2 separate regions of the Mus musculus genome follow, and region 1 is linked to region 2. Evidence: chromatin loops called from intact Hi-C (ENCODE). Cell type or tissue: heart. All regions are shown on one strand. Each heading gives the region's core, and the rest is flanking DNA. Links, peaks and the distances in the headings are about the cores only.

The links. A loop is a pair of places that touch in the nucleus more often than their neighbours do. Peaks named below come from ENCODE experiments on the same cell type or tissue, not always from the same donor. Only the 100,000 strongest peaks of a DNase experiment are listed, where the experiment ranks them.
Region 1: a loop joins it to region 2, with 3.0 times the contacts of the local background. A loop is called at or near these places in 2 of 42 quality-filtered maps.

The regions. Positions count from the first base shown.
Region 1 is chr3:122,506,007-122,511,378 of GRCm38, forward strand. It overlaps Bcar3 (breast cancer anti-estrogen resistance 3), which reads left to right. Exons shown (of 12, transcript NM_013867.3): 5 at 2,120-2,565; 6 at 5,213-5,316. Among named protein-coding and RNA genes, the nearest start is that of Gm34349, 28 kb to the left of the region's middle. In heart, for the core only: a CTCF peak has its summit at 3,271 (motif pointing right); DNase peaks (open chromatin) are centred at 3,275, 4,095, 4,645 and 5,025; H3K27ac peaks cover 1,650 bases.
Region 2 is chr3:122,725,862-122,731,195 of GRCm38, forward strand. It overlaps Pde5a (phosphodiesterase 5A, cGMP-specific), which reads left to right and starts at 3,297. Exons shown (of 21, transcript NM_153422.2): 1 at 3,297-3,506. The coding sequence starts at 3,385. In heart, for the core only: CTCF peaks have their summits at 3,076 and 4,613 (motif pointing right); DNase peaks (open chromatin) are centred at 3,150, 4,000 and 4,260; H3K4me3 peaks cover 2,678 bases; H3K27ac peaks cover 2,489 bases.

The sequences.
Region 1 (5,372 bases), core at 215-5,214, 220 kb before region 2:
AGACAACTCTCTTTCCGCCACGTGAGACTCAGGGATCTGAACTCAAGCCATTAGGCTTGGCAACAACCGCCTTTACCTGCTAAGCCACCTTACCAGCCCTATTTTTTTTTTTTAACACTTATCAAAGAAATCATTTTTATTCTGATCTTGAGATAATTTTTTTAACCTTAAAACTGATGGTAGAAGATCCAGATAAGAAAAGAGAAAATCTAACTCCTATCCCTAATTGTCTCCCCTGGAGGTAGTTGTTATGAGCATTCTCGTGCATATCCCTCCAGACCTCTTCAATCAAAACAGAGATCTTCCTGCTTTCTGTGGCCCACTCGCCTCACTTAATGGTGTGCCCTGGGAATTGGCTCCGGCTGTAAACTCTTTGGCTGCCCCAGCACACACTGTGTATATATATGGCTTTCACATACACACACATCACAATTTATGGGGTACTTAGAGCGTTTCTAGCAGCCTGAGCAACATCCTGTAAGATAACTACCACGTTCAGACCTATAATTCTTTCTACTGGCTCAATTCCAGGAAATGGAATTTCTGCATGAAAATGTATTTTTAAGGCAAAGAGCAGTTTTTAAGTAACCATGGCAGCACACTATTCTGAGCTCGCAGAAGTATAGCGTCACTTGGATGTTAGAATATCCTAGGGGAAAAATGTCATCACTTCTGTCCTTGTTAGCGCGCCAGGAGGGTGAGCTCTCAGGAGGACATCATTCTGGACGCTAACTGGAACCCGATGGCAAGGGAAGCCGGGTGCCAACACTGTCCCTTTGAAGGTTTCAGCCACTCTATAAGCAACAGCATTATCTACATCTTATGGATGATGTAACTGAACCACAAGGCACTTATGTAATTTGTCTAGTCACACAGCTGGGGCAGAATACAAACCTAGGTGGTCAGGCTCCAGCATGATGTACTGGATGGCTGGCAACATCAGCACCATAGTGGCTACCTGTGGGGCTGTCCACTGCATTACAGGCATTGTACTCCTCGTGCTTTGCCTATTTCTCATATGCAAATGGATTATCTTTACAATAACTTTGTGGGGTGAGGAAACCTCAAATGTCTTTGTATTTTTTTTTTCCTAGCCTCCTAGCTTGTCCAGAATCCACCATGCCATCCCTGGGTTCATCCTGCTCTGTAAACGGAAATCTGAGGAGGATGATTAGGGGACCCAGACCCAGATAGCCTCTTCCTCTTCCCTTTGGAAAAAAAAAATCAGACCCAATGAGCATACAACTTCATTTCGTCCGCTGTTTTACATTCTCTAAGTCTGTGTAAATGTCCTCTTCTTGGGACATCTTCCTGGCCACCCTCATTTGAACAATAACCCTTCCAAATAGCCCATCTCCCTTCCAAAGTTTTTCTTTCCTTAGCTTCACAATATTCAGACTCACCATACTTGCAGCCGTCTGTCCCGAGAGTGCTATACCAAATACACACACGCACGCGCGCACACACACACACACACACACACACACACACCACAAAGCCCCCGAGGAAGCACACTTAGTCATTGCTGTGTCTCCTGAGTCTGCAGTAGTGCTGGGCATGTAGAAGATGGTCCATAAATAGTTTGGGTGTTTTGTTTTGCATTTGAGAGGGGGATGACCTCAAATGAATTATGTATTCCAGGCTGACTTCAGACTTACAGTCCTCCTGTCTTAGTTTCCTGAGCACATTGATCACCCGTGTGCAGAGCCATACCCAGCTAGGATACAGTCCTTGAGTGTGTCATTTAACAAACAAACTAAAGACGTGACTAAAAAAAGGGAGTGATAGGAGATGGCCCGGTTGGTAAAATAGTCATCTTGCAAGGACAAGGATATGGGTTCGATCCCCAGAACCCTCATTAAAAACAAAACAAAAACAAAAATCAGGAGAGCCAGGTGTGGTAATACATGGAGTGGAGAGGCAGAGAGAGGCAGATACCTGGGTTGTGGGAGACCGATTGTGCCTAAGGAAAGACTCCTCTGGTCTCTGCACGCATGCGCACACATTCGCACACATTCGCGCACATGCGCACACAGCAGACATAGCAGCACTGCCTTCTGGAAGTTCTTGAGTGAATATGTTTGCCTTTCCTGCTCCTCATTCACCATTTTGACTACAGGTGTCTGAAAACCTTGTGCAGCGGGATGGGGACTTCCTGGTTCGCGACTCCCTGTCGAGCCCCGGAAACTTTGTCCTGACCTGTCAGTGGAAGAACCTCGCTCAGCACTTTAAGATCAACCGGACTGTCCTGCGGCTCAGCGAGGCCTACAGCCGTGTGCAGTACCAATTCGAGATGGAGAGCTTTGACTCCATCCCGGGGCTGGTCCGCTGCTACGTGGGCAACCGGCGGCCCATCTCCCAACAGAGTGGTGCCATCATCTTCCAGCCCATCAATAGGACAGTGCCCCTCTGGTGTCTGGAGGAGCGTTATGGCACCTCCCCGGGCCGAGGCCGGGAGGGCAGCCTGGCTGAGGGAAGGCCAGACGTGGTGAAGAGGCTGAGCCTCACCACAGGCAGCAGCATCCAGGCTCGGGAACACAGCCTGCCCCGAGGAAACCTCCTCAGGTAGGTCTGTGGAGTGCTGGGGCCTCGCTTAGGCGAAGGGGAGGAGAGGGTTTTAGAACACTCACCGTCAGTGGATAGTGGTCACGAGTGTGCATGATTAACCCCCACTTAAAGAGCATCAAAATCAAGTGGTGGAGCTAGATGCGGGATGCGTGTGAGTAATTTCAGTGCTTTGAGGCTAAAATGGGGCGAGTGCCCCAAGTTCAAAGCCATCCTTGACTACAAAATGAGATTCCCCATTTCTAAAACTAAAACAACAACAAAAACAACAACAGGGTCTGAGCAGGGGATATGTGGGGGACACTGCAAAGAAGAGGGGGTTCCAGGGACTTAATGTGAGACGTTCAAGGGCCAGAGGAGCCTGGAGGGTTGATTGGCCAGGCTAAAGTAGAGGGTCTGTGTAAGGGAGGGATGGGGTTAGGAGGAACCCGACCGCACCCCACCAACGCTGATGGTGGAGGCTTTCTGCCCGGCTACAAAAGTTTGGCACAGTGAACAGCAGATCCTGAAGCAGAACTGGGTAGCATTAGGCACAGAGTGGGGAGAGACGGAAGCAGGGGAGCCAGCATAGGCTTCAGCAAGGGCCCAGGCTGGAAGGGGGAGGTGGGGTCGATTTCTGAGGTCTTCAGGGTTAGAGGAAAAAGCCCACCTAGGCAGTATACTAAGGGGAGGGCAGGGACTGTGGACATGCTGTGTGTCAGCATCCAGCAGGGGTCAGTGCTGAGGCTAGGGACTGGCCCTGCGGAAAAGGATTGGCTTGGAGGGAAACAGATGGGGTTTGAAGGACTGGAAGCGTAGAGGGAGGAAACTGGACTCCTGTGCCTCCTGGGCTGAAGTGTTCAGAGAATAGACAGGCAAGGCTGAGAAGGGAGCTCAGTATTTGCATAGGACTTAGCTTCCAGAGACGAGACACCTTTTCAGGGCCAATTGCTGGGGAGGAAAGCTGAGATGTAGCCTGGACCCCTCTATTGCCCTGGCTCCCCCGGCTCCTGGTGTCTCATATAAGTAAGCGTGTCCATTCGCCTCTCTGCTTTCCTGTCTGGGCCAAGAGAAAATATAAACTATAATTTCTTTACTGCAAACGCCTTATGAAATACAGGACTATGTAAGTAACATAAACTGTAGCTGTTGCCTGGTATGTATTAGTCAGCAACTGACTCAGAACCTGTGGCTCCATGCTGGTTCCCATGTGGTTAGCTGTGCAACCCTAGGCAGACACCTTCAACCTCTCTGGGGCTCCCTTCCTTGGTCTGGAAGCATAGACGCTGTTGAGTGAGGGTGCAGGAAGTGGACCGTGTTTACTCTCACAGCAAGCGCTGGTATTCCTGGGAGCTGTTTTTCTCTGCAGGGGAGGCAAAAGTCAGACTTAGGGGCAGGCAGGGAGGCGAGGAAGGGTCTGGGAGATGCTCTTCTGATTGGCCTTTGGAATGTAGAGGCTCTGGGATAGTTTCCCACAGGAAGCGACCAACACACTTCAGGTGGGGGAAGGGCGACCTCACCATGACCAGTGTGGCCTTAATGGGCTAGTCACCCTACCCTGCTGCCCTTCAGTGACTTTCCCACGTCAGCTTTGGCCCACTGCCACCTGCTGCCTGCCTGGCAGCCTGGGGCCCTGGGCAAAGGTGTGTATTTTCAGGCACTCTGCTTCCCACCTATCTAGCCACACTGGACTCCCGGAACAATCTGATGGGTTGATTGTTGATCATGGTGGACACGCCTCTAACGTCCACCAACGTTTCTCCAAAGTCATTTCCTTTAGTAATTTGCTACTTATCTTTGAGTGGTTGCTGGAAGGTTTTGATTGTTTGTTTCCAAACATAGGGAAGATCTTCCGGTTTGTGTGACACTGGGCTATGCTTCCGGAGGACCTGTTTATCACAGCCTGGCTGGTAGAGCGTATCTCTTCCTCTGTCAACAGAATACAGTCTACCGCCGCCTGTAGTTAGACCGATCCCCAGTTAATCAGACCGGACAGAGGGAGTGTGGGAGAAAGTGCCTCCAAGTCACCCTCTACCTTTCCCTGGCTGGTTGTGCGCTGTGCCTCCCAGTTGACTGTACCGGCCACTTTTGCTTCTAACTCAGCAGTTAGAGATCACCTGTGGGTGTTCCCCAAGCCCAGCCAGGAAGATAGGGATGACCGCCACCTCTGACCTGTGCAGCTAATCTGTACATAGAGATAGAAAGTGACCCCCAGCTTCCTCCCAGCTGACATTGAACCATTGTGGAAAAGTCGTGTTAGTTAAATAAGCCATTCCCCCAGGGACTGAGAATCATTTAAAGCTGTTTTTTTTTTTTTTTTTTTTTTTTTAAAGAAGTATACACATTCCAGTTCATCAGATGCCTTCCCACTACTCCCCAGAGGATGGTGACCCATTCAGCACGGTCTTTTCAACAGGATGGAAGGAAGGGCTGAGGAAACAGCCCAGGACTCAGCTGCTCTGGCCCTGGGGACTCTGGCACACCCAGTCAGTTCAGTTGCCCCTCCTCTTCGGCCTTTCCTTTACTGTTAGGGTATGCGCTGCTGCGTTCAAGTTCATTCCCATTCCGGGGAGTTTTCTTTTCTTAACTTTCCCTGAGTGAGTGACGTAGCCTGAAGGAGGGTTTTACTACTTAATAACACGTTTCTGCCTGGTCTCTCTGGCTTCAGGAATAAAGAGAAGAGTGGCAGCCAGCCCGCCTGCCTGGATCACGTGCAGGACAGGAAGGCCTTAACCCTCAAAGCTCACCAGTCGGAGAGTCACCTGCCAATAGGTAGGTGTCGGGGAGTGTCAGGCAAGAAGGTGGTAGTGTGGCCCTGGGGGTCCTCG
Region 2 (5,334 bases), core at 335-5,334:
GGCAAGTTGATCTCTATGAGTTAGAGGCCAGCTGCGTCTATATAGCCAGACCAGGCCAAAGTTGTATAGTGAGATCCTATCTTAGACAACAACAACAACAACAACAGCAACAAAACAACCCCCCCCCCAAAAAAAACAAAAATACCCCAGGGAAAGGTATATGTAGATTGTAGTGATTGTGTGTGTGTGTGTGTGTGTGTGTGTGTGTGTATGTTTGCTTCTGCTTTGTACTGTTTAATTATAGCTTCTTTTGTTCTCTTTGTGTGGTTGCTTGGTTGTGCTAATTCCTCTCTTCAGTCTTAAGCATTGCTTCTAGTATTCTCTCTACAATTGTTTTCGTGGACATGAATTTTTAAAAAGCTGTTTGTATCAAAGACAGTTTTTTTTTTTCCTTCTTCCATACTTGCAAATAGTTTTGCTGGGTATAGTAGTCTATGTTGGCAGTCAAGGATTCTTAGAATTAGGATTTCATTGATCCACACTCTTCTGGATTTTAAAGTTCCCATTGAGAATTAAGCTGCTTTTCTGGTGACTTTCTCTTTACATGTGACTTGTGTTTTTTTCTTTCCTCTCTTGTAGTTTTCAATAATCTTTTTTGTGCTGCATATTTAGCATTTTATTTATAATGTGATGTGGGGTTTTTTTTGTAGTCTTTTCAATGTAATGTTCTGTGTGCTTCTTGTATCTGTATGGATGTTTCTATATGGGAAAGTTTTCTTCTATGATCTTTCTAATCTATACATGAAAATTCAAGGAATTACTCTTACCATGGTGTTAGTGTTATACACTTTCTGCATATTCATTTTCTGTACTTGAAATTTTTTCCACCATCTTTGATTGCTTTGTCTAATCTTCAATCTATTCTGTTTGTAAGGCTGTCTCTTGAGTTCTTTAGTCAGGTTATTGAGTTTTTTCCATTGTGTTTACACTTTAGCAGGAATTCTCTTCAATATTGCTATCTCCTTATTTAATCCTGATTTCAAACCCTAAATTGTCTTTGTAATTTCTTTCAGGTATATATTGCTATTTTCTTGAATGTCACTCAGGCATTTATTGTTATCTCAAAGTTCAATGTGGCGCCTGTGTCTTCTTTAATTTTCTTGAATTCTTTGATAAAGTTTATGATTGTTCTTTTAAATGTTGTGTTCTGAGGTTCATCGAAGTAATTCTTAGTAGAAAACATTTCTATAGGACTACTGTGTTCGAAGGGACACATAGCATCTTGGCTGTTTATATTGTGCTTGTAATGTGACTTGTGAGTGTGACCTTCTTTCTTTGGTTGTGTTTGAGGTAAGAATTTGTCCTGTCTTAGACTGGGCCGGTGCAGTGGCTGGGTGACTTAGCTGGCGCATGAATTCTTTGATTGGACTAGAACGAGCAAAGGTGGTATTGGAACCTTGTCCTGCACTAGCCCTGTGGGTGTGGATATGGCGAGACTGGTGGGACAGAGGAGGAGAGATTTATCAGGCAAAGCTGGCTGTTGGCCACAGGTCTGGAGGTAGAAGTGGAGATAGCAGAGAAGAGAGGGAAGAAATGACTTAACCAGCAAAGACAGCTTTGGAACTGAACCCCAACTTATGGAATAGAAGGAAGGACTCTTTTTATTGGATATTTTCTTTATTTGCATTTCAAATATTGTCACCCCCTGCCCCCGAAGCCCCCTATCCCATTCCCCCTCCTCCTGCATCTATGAGGCTGTTCCCCAACCCACCCACTTCTGCCTACTCGCCCTAGCCTACAGGACCAAGGGCCTCCTCTTCTTCCGTTGATGTCCGACAAGGCCATCCTCTGCTACATATGAGGCTGGAGCCATGGGTCCCTTCATATGTACTCCTTGGTTGGTGGTTTAGTCCCTGGGAGCTTGGGGGGGGGGTCGGGTGAAGGAAGAACTCTTTTTTTTTTTTTTTTATATTTATTTATTTATTATATGTAAGTACACTGTAGCTGTCCTCAGACACTCCAGAAGAGGGAGTCAGATCTTGTTATGGATGGTTGTGAGCCACCATGTGGTTGCTGGGATTTGAACTCCTGACCTTCGGAAGAGCAGTCGGGTGCTCTTACCCACTGAGCCATCTCACCAGCCCCCGAAGGAAGAACTCTTAACCACTCAGCCAGAATGAAGTGTCAATATGAACTTTGGAGGGAGCGGGCACAAACAGTTAAGGCCCAATTTCTAGCTATTATCCCAGAGTTCAGTTTTAAATCAGGTGACTTCCTGGTAGGAGGAATGTGTAGATATGGGGTGGGGGTGGGGTTCACCAACAAGGGGAAACTCCCTATTCGCTAAGCATATTTAATGTCATAGTAACATATCAGGAGAGAACTGTCATTTTAAAATCTAATATAATTTATCATGTGTTGCTTTGGTCATGGAATTTTATCACAGCAATAAGCAATGTAAGGCAATACTATTTCTGAGGTATCGATGCCAGTTAAATACAAATGAGTTCATTTTAAATCAGGCTAACTGGGTGTTCCCAGTTGTACATGGGTAGCTAGTGTTAGGGTTCGTAAGTCAGCAGAATCGTGTAGAGGTAGTCTTAGCTTCAAAATTCACAGGCCAAGGACAGGTGGTTGTCATTTTTATGTCCTATGTCTAACCGAATCTTGCGCTTCCATAAGGAGGGTCTTTGGTGTATGAATCAATGATTACAACTGATGTTAGCCTTAAGCTCGGATGTGGTTTTGATGGAAGCCACTGTGTCCCGTACCTGCAGGTTTGTCATAGCGGTTTCTTCCTCATGTCTCTCCCTAGCTTGTAGGGTTGGAGTGCTTTCCGGAGTCACTGGGAGGGCTGCTGTGAGGGAGATAGGTTCTGGGTCCTCTCCACCAAGAGTTGCTTAAGGAGAAAAGTGAGGTGGGGCTGTCCCTGTACTACTAAGAACGAAGAAAAACAATCACGTTAACTTTTTCCCACACTTTCTAGTGAAGCTCCTGCCTCTTGCCTTCTGGACTGTAGATGAGTCCTCACTGTGATCTTTCTGTCCTAGAGTTGGTTGGTTGGGAATTGCAAATCCACCCACTGTCACCTTTGCGCATAGAGGGAAGCTGACTCGGCCCACAGCGCACCCCAGCGGCGGTCTGGAGTCCTTCTAGCCTTGGCCACTTGGCTTCCGGAGGGCTCGCCAGTCAGCGCCGAGGCAGATGCAGAAAGCCGGTTTCCGCGGGACCCCAAGGAGGACGCCCGCCACCTGGGAACCTCGGGGACCTGGAGGGGCGGGGCTGAGCGAGCTCCGGGGCCGGCCCGCGTCTCTGTGGCTTCGCTGAGACACTGCAGGGACGAATAAAGGCAAAAGGGGAGGGTCTCGAACACTGTCCTGCTCCTCTGAGAGAGAGAGGTGGAAATCCGGCACCTCCGAGCCGCAGAGACGCGCGGCAAGCACCATGGAACGAGCGGGCCCCAACTCCGTGCGGTCGCAGCAGCAGCGGGACCCGGACTGGGTGGAAGCGTGGCTGGATGATCACCGGGACTTTACCTTCTCTTACTTTATTAGAAAGGCCACCAGGTAAGAAGAGGAGCCACAAAGGACACAGCCAGGGACATGAAGCGTGACCTGAGGCTGATCTCTCTCCCCCACCATTGAATTTTCCCCTCGATCCAACATTAAACAATCCCCGTTCCCAGGCCCTTTGCTTCGGAAGTAGCTTCTCGGTCCCAGTACGGACTGGAGTCCTCTACTTAAAGGGAGCACAGTTGAGAAGCGAGGCGTCGGATTAGAAAGGACTTGCCCACGAAGTTAAAAACAAAAGCGTACACCCGGCCCTGGAGCAAGATTACTCTCCCGGGCCTTCTCCCCTCCCCTCTACTCTCCCGGTTTCCCTCCCAAACCCGCTTAGCAAAAACCAAAACAAGCCAGAGCCCCTTCCCAGCGGCTCCGGAAGCACCACTGCGGGCGCGTCCCTGTGGTCGTGCTCCTCCCCTGCCCGGCTTGCTCTGACCCTGGAGGGGCGGGGAAGCCGGGGGGGTCTGGACCAGGCCACCGGGAAGCCTGGGTGCCGCAGCTTGCCCGGGTCGCCCCCAGTGAGGACTGTCGCCTTTGGTCCCCCAATAGTCCTCTGGTCATCCCTCTTCTGGCTGCGTCGCCGCAAGGAGGATTTTCGCGGAGCTTTGCGGCGCGCACACAAAGGGCGGGAGGGAGGCGGCCCGGGCGGACTCGGGGACCCGGGGACCCGGAGCACCCCAGAGGCCAGTTCTTCCTGGTCTCGAGCCAAACGCCGGGAGGCCGCTGCGGAGGGCGTGGAGAAGGGAGCCTGTCCTTTAGGATCCGACTGCTGCACGGGCAGTCGGGGCTCGCGCAGACTTGAGAGTGGAGCGGAGGGACGAGAGGGTGGAGCGGAGTGCGTGGCGGGCGGGTCCCCCGAAGCTCGAGGAGTCGCCGTGAAGCCCGCGCGCGCGCTTGCCTCCGGCGCGCCGATCTGGGCTGAACTAACCAGCTCTGCTTTGGAGAAGGGGCTGGAGCCCCGCCACCGGCGCCTTGGGGCAACGGCCGTCGAGCAGCTGGTGCTGGCCGCCCGAGCCGGGAGGGCGACTCTCGCCGGGCGGGGATGGTGGACGAGCCGGTGGGGACTCGCCCGAGCGCGGCCGCCACTCGGCCGGGCGCTGCCCGCCAGGGGGCGACGCAACGCGGGGTCCGCAGCCGGCGACCCGCAGCGAAGAGGCGGCGGGGGCAGTAGGGGAGCCGGTCGGGCACTCACGGAACTCCGTCGGCCCCCAGAGTCTCCCGAGTCCACCATCCGAGGAGTTCGCAAACGAGCGCCCCACCTTTGCTATGTTGCCCTTTGGAGACAAAACGAGGTACTTCCTTCAACATCCCGCTGGCCACTTTGTCTGGGGAAGGGCTGCGGGGGTTAGCGGCTGGCGGGGGCACCCCTCACACCTGCGGGAGATGAAGCCGCCCGATAGACGGGCAGTATGACTTTGTCTCACCTTGCTTTTTCACGGAGATACTACATGGGGGTCAGTTTTCTCTCTTTTCTCACGGAGCCTCTTCTGGACAGTTTTGGCGTTTTGCTTGTGAGTCTAGCCTTTCATGGCTGAGCGCTCTCTCCAGCCCAGATATACTCTAAGTACCCAGCCCTCCTTTCACCTCCCACCCCCATTATTAAGCCTTTCCCCATCAAATTCTGAGCATAGAGGGATCGGATGATAACACAGAAAGTAGAGCGGTTTCTTTTTAAAACATTACAGGAAGTTTGAGCCGAAGCACCAAGACAGACCATCTCGACCTAGAATTATCTTGCTGGGAACCACCAGTTTCCAGGGGTCACTAGTTACTCTTGAGACCTTCTGTCTCCCGTGTCCTTTCACTGTACACTCCCATCCTCTGCTCCCTT